2 separate regions of the Homo sapiens genome follow, and region 1 is linked to region 2. A link is a loop called in an ENCODE intact Hi-C map of the cell type or tissue named here. Cell type or tissue: natural killer cell. All regions are shown on one strand. Links, peaks and the distances in the headings refer to the core of each region. The heading gives the core; the rest is flanking DNA.

What was found. A loop is a pair of places that touch in the nucleus more often than their neighbours do. Peaks named below come from ENCODE experiments on the same cell type or tissue, not always from the same donor. Only the 100,000 strongest peaks of a DNase experiment are listed, where the experiment ranks them.
Region 1: a loop joins it to region 2, with 2.7 times the contacts of the local background. A loop is called at or near these places in 7 of 110 quality-filtered maps.

Annotation. Positions count from the first base shown.
Region 1 is chr5:62,284,055-62,286,981 of GRCh38, reverse strand. No RefSeq gene overlaps it. Among named protein-coding and RNA genes, the nearest start is that of KIF2A, 21 kb to the left of the region's middle. RefSeq lists enhancers at 1,236-1,515, 1,626-1,725. In natural killer cell, for the core only: no CTCF peak of the experiment used is centred there; DNase peaks (open chromatin) are centred at 1,191 and 1,881.
Region 2 is chr5:62,352,799-62,355,725 of GRCh38, reverse strand. It overlaps KIF2A (kinesin family member 2A), which reads right to left. Exons shown (of 21, transcript NM_001098511.3): 6 at 2,351-2,451; 7 at 472-567. Among named protein-coding and RNA genes, the nearest start is that of KIF2A, 48 kb to the right of the region's middle. In natural killer cell, for the core only: CTCF peaks have their summits at 1,287 and 1,495; a DNase peak (open chromatin) is centred at 1,475.

The DNA of each region.
Region 1 (2,927 bases), core at 151-2,650, 69 kb after region 2:
TACCAGTTGCCTCTGTCCTCTGTGGAAAGTAGTGAATGAGGAGGAAAAAGGAGAACTGAAGTGTTGCTCTAACAGAGGTCTCACAGCATGAAAATATCAAATGTAGAGAAAAAATGTTCCTGAGTAACAATCCATATGTAACGTATGTGTGTCTACTATGCATCTTGCCTGAAATAGCATACAGGCATATTGAACTTAAAATCCATCATACTGAACTCATCACTTAAAAAATACATTCCAACCTCAGAATCTGTGTTTCTGTCTACATTTTCTATTTTATAATTTATCTAATTACTCAAATAAAAATTTGGGGATTCATCTTGGATTCTCCTCCTCCCTTCACCCTTCCTAAATATTACTTCTCTCCATAATCTTCTTGCTATTTCTACTGCCTTAATTAAGGCTGCCATTACTTCTCATTTGGATTATTACACCAAAAAAAAATCTCCTAATATATCTCTCTATATCCAGATTTACCTTCCTGAAATCCATTTTGTTAAACTGCATCTAAAGTTATCTTTTGGAAATTCAGATCTTATCAGGTGACACTCCTGCTTAAAACTCTCCAGGGGCTCCCCATTGTTCTATGATGTTTATCAAAGTGTGATCTTAGATTGCCTTTGACCAGAATCATTTGGATGACATATTAAAAATACAGTTTTCTAGGCCATATCACAGATTTAATGAATCAGAGTCTCTGGAGATGCATTTTTAACTTTTATTTCTAGAAAGGAATTATTATGCACAAAAAATTTTTGTAAATGTTTACTCATAAGATTAAGTTGAAACTCCTTTTTAGGGTATATAACACATTTCAGCATTTGGTTTATATTACCTCTTTAATTTTTCATCTTACCACTACCTCTGCAATTTGTGTTCTAGGAAAAACATGTTTCCTCATGAATCATTTCACACTTCTTTGTCTTTTAATCTGCTTGTTTCTTAGCTTGATGCATTTTTCTCACCCAATTCTCTTCCATCTGATGAAAACCTATTTATCTTTCAAAATCTTATTAGAATTTCATATATGTGAAAGGACAAGTGGACAAGGACAGATGGAAACCCATGTTTATTCTTATTGCCTCTGGCCTTTGTGATGAGGATATCCTGTAAAAGTGAGGGCTCCTCAGCCCAGCGACCTGGCGGGGGTGGGAGGAGCTGAGGGAAAATCCAGGGGAAGTTAGAGCAACTGCAGGCACAAGCCCTGCTACTGCTTCACACCAATGAAGTGAGTCAGCAGATCAGCAATAATGTAGGTGTGAGCTACAAAATGGCCACCGTTTCCCTACCACCCTCCAAATTTCTCAAGAATCTTCCTTGTGACCCACTCTAACTAGAAGCATACCAGAAAATGAATTCTAGGAAATGTTCCACCTACGCAGGTTGACACATTACAAAACTACCACACACTGGATAATCTATTTTAGGCAGGGTGGTCAGATCTCATTGGTGATATGACTTTTTTTTTTTCTTTTTTGAGACAGAGTCTCTGTCACGTAGGCTGGAGTTCAGTGGCATGGTCACAGCTCATTACTGCCTAGACTTCTAGGGCTTAAGTGATCTTCCTGCCTCAGCCTCTGAAAGTGCTGGGATTACAGGTGTGAACCACTGTGTGCAGCCAGTGAGATGACATTTGCACACCAACTAAAGTGAAGGATTGGGCCAAGAGAAAAAAAGGAGAGATGACCAGGACATACAAAGGCCTTGAGGCAATGGCATCTGGATGGAGGACTCTGAAGAAGGGTCAAATACCCAAAGAAAAAGCAAGATCCAGCAGAGTCTCAGGAATAGTTAGAATGAAGGACCCCAACACCCTAATGGCTTTCTCTCTGCCATTCTGTTTCTCTCTGTGTCAACTTCATTCTCTTTCACTTTAGACTGGCTTTCTCCACCTGGTGGAAACATGGTCACAGGAAGCATCGAAGTTTGACATCTTATATGTGTAGCTATCAAAGAAACTATCTTTATGTTCTCTGTGATAGCCCATCAAAAAATTTGGGGGAAATTACTCATTGCCCTAACAGGTTATTTGCCCATTCTTGGAAAAATTAGTTCCAAAGGGCTATGATATTAATTACCTGTTCTTGTGTAATAAATTATGCCCAAACTTAGCAGCTTTAAACAACAATAAACATTTGTTATATTACACAGTTTTTGTGCAAAATGAATTTAGGAACAGCTTAGCTGGATGGTTCTGTCTTGAAGGGGGTGTCTCAAATGAAGTTGCAGTTCAGATGTCAGCTGGAGCTGCAGTCATCTAAAGGATTAACTAGGCTGGAGGATCCATTTCCAACTATACTCACTCACAATTCTGGTAAGTTAATGAAGGTTGTTTCCAAGAGACCTCAGTTCCATGCCATGTGACACTTCCATATGGTTGCTTGAGGACTCTCGTGACATGGCATCTGGCTTTCCCTAGAGTGAATGACCCAAAGGAGCAAGGTGGAAACTATAGCATCTTCTATGACTTAGACATTGAAGTCATACTCTGTTTTTCCTTAATATCCTGATAGTTACATAGGGCAGACCCATTCAGTGTAGGAAGAGACTACATAAGTGTATGAATAACAGGAGGTGAGAATCTTTGGGGTTAATTTTGGGGGCTAGATATCAAGGCACTCTAATTTGCACAGCTTGCATTCGTTTCCTAGTCTTTGTAGCCAGAGCAGAGACAGAATAGATCACATGACATTCATCTCTCTTGGGTGAAGAAAAGGAATACTATGGTAAAGATGGGGAAGATAAAAGAGAAATTTCTAGAAAAATTGGAGGATGAGTGTTGGGGAAAAAATAGGTGTCTGTTGCTAGCCAGAATGTTAAAAACTCCCTTGTTAATACGTGACTGCACCTCTGTGTTACTTCTTGGCACATTACATCTTAATTATTCATTTACAAATATTTTTCTTCCACTAGATTGTGAAATCTCT
Region 2 (2,927 bases), core at 90-2,589:
AGTTCTAGATTTCTGGTCCACTGCAGCCCTCAACAACCATCACTTATTGTTAAAAGCCAGAATAACATTTAAAACTAACAAATTACCAATAGTAAATTAGAAATGATGGTGGGATCTACAGCCCAAGACAAAGATAAGCTTGGAACTGAGATCAAAGTATAACTCACAGTCAGAAAGGAAAGTGAGTCTTCTGCTATCACTCCTTTAAGTGTTGCTTTGCCCTCCCAAAGACAGGGAGGTTTTGCTTCGAGAAGGACATCTCTATAGGGAGCATATCTCATATACCAAATTATGGAAAATAAGCATTAATGTGGATAATTTCTTGATTTTCTTCTTAAAATATGGGGAATGAGCACCCACAAGGAAAGGAAAAACTACATAGCTGAACACAATATGAATTTAGCAAGTGTCAAACACGTTTTTATTTGAAGCATAAAAAGTTCCAGAATAATGGTTTACAAAGAATCTTACAGGATCTGCTGTTGTTAATGGTCTATAATCCAAACTTCCTCTAAAGTCTCTGATCATACACATAATTTCATAATTTGGGTTTGTAGCATCAACGTCCTATTAGAAGACAGAGAGAATTCACCATTATAAATATAATAATGTATTTGTTACATTTATATTTGGTTTGAAAATTAAAATTAAATTGTGCCATTTGTCATAACCAAGCCTAAACTTAAACTGACGATATTATATAGTTTCACAGTTGTGGTTTCATAATAAGCTCTGAACCACTTTGTGTTTGTAAAATTGTGTTTTACAAACACAATTCTCTTAGTCGGTATGCATTCTGTTAACTCCAAATTAAGGACTCTTCATTGAAGTTACCCTTCACCTATTTCAAAAATCCATCTGTTATACATATACCTTAATTATCCTATAAAATGCAGCAACAGAGAAATAATGCTCATGTTACCACTGGCAAATAACTCTAGAAAAGCTGAAATTCTAGGAAAATTCATTTAATCAGATTCATCTTCTAATTTAATCCAGTGTTTCAGCAAAGTATAAATACAGATTCATTTGTCTTCATTTTCTATTTTTGCTGACCTTCTAAAAAATACTAAGTAATGACAAAACTGCCCCAAATCAACAGAACATAGAACTTAAAGGAATCAGAAGCCAAGATCATTTTAAAAAAACTTTAAAATTCAAATTTTTGAATGCCAACTACAATTTATTTGGCTTCAAAACAGAAATTCAGATTAAGATACAAATAGCAATAGTCAACAGTCTTTCCTAGCCTTGAACAATAAATTATTAATCATTCTAAGAAGTCACATTTTTTTATACATCATATTCAGATTTGTTTTGAATGCAACTAAATTACAAACTGTTACTGAAACTTACTTTCAATTAACCTTCTTCTAGGAAATAATACCACCTATGTCAACTGAGAAGCAGACTGTGAAGTGAGAATTAAGAGATCACAGAGAGATGTGTAAGTATTATGAAGTACCCACAGGAAACACCAGGTGGCATCTATGCTAAGTATTAGTAGATAATATGTTTTATTATTCATTTCAAAACCCAACTGGTCATTCTCAGGTCACTTTCAGATAAAAGCTGATTCATTCAGGTTGGATATAATACTAGGTCCACAATTCCACAACACAACATCTGAACTGGTAGTTTAACATGATTAAGGGCATTTGAACATACTATTAAATAAATAATCTTGATGTTTTATTAGAGAAAAGTAGTTCTGAAAATGTAATAGATGCCATACAAGCACAATGGTGCAGTTATGTATAATAACAAAATGTCTAATATGTAAAGACCTGTAGAAGAGTAAAAGACCAGTTTTCTATGCAATTTTCCCACTGCTATTAAACAGTCTTGCTACCATCTGAAGGGACCCTGAGGGGGACACAATAGAGATCCACTCTTCATATGTGGCATAAATGAAAATCCAAGGAATTTCCCCCCTTTCACTAAGACATGTGAACTTACTAACCATAGAAAAACAATAATAAAATTTATAGTTTAATCATGCACTTTAACTGGGTATTTTTCCCAATGTATTTTTAGGTCTTTTTAAAATAAAAATTCTTAAATGTTACACCATACACATTAGAATTCTGTAACACAATGGCTTTTTCTTAATGGAACAAATTTTAGCGTTAACACATACCAATAAAACATGAAAAGAACAATGCAGTAAAAATGTGTTACGGTAACTTATTTGCACAAGAGTTTATATTATTCCTCAATATCAATTTAAGGAATTCTTAAAATTCTTCAAAAAAAATGCCTTAATTATTTTGTTCACATCAATCACCTTCACTGATATAATCTAATCTCTGGTTGGTACATAAACAAAATATATGTTTATGTTACGAACCTGGGCTCTTTTTTCTCTAAGTTCTTGCTGTTGCAATCTCCTTTTCTCTCGTTTTTCTTGCAGTTTTTCTACTTCTTTCACACAATTAGATTTTCTACGTGCTGAAAAGAAAAGATGAGCTGTAGAAGTATAGTTTTCTTTTTTAGAGTACTAATATTAAACTTTTTTTATGTATAACTTCACCACACACACATAAAAGGTACACAGTGACAAAGCATGCCTATAACAACTACGTGAGCTTTACTTAATGAGCTGCTTTACCAAAACTAAAATAGGACAATGTACAGATGAGAGTCCAGAAAAATGACTCAAACATATTGATACATGTCATCTCTTGGTTTAGAAACACAGACTTTTTAATTCAAAGAATCAAGGAGCCCAACACATTCTTCTGTAACATCTGACAAATTATCATCTGCCCAGAATTTTAAACTCAAACTGAAACATTGCTATAATTTCACAAAAAAATTTTTGCTCCAAAATATACTTTAAAAAACCCAATTAACAGACTAATAAGAAGAAGTTAAATTTTCCACAGTGGTAAAATGAAATCTGCAATCAAGCTTGTATTTAGAGT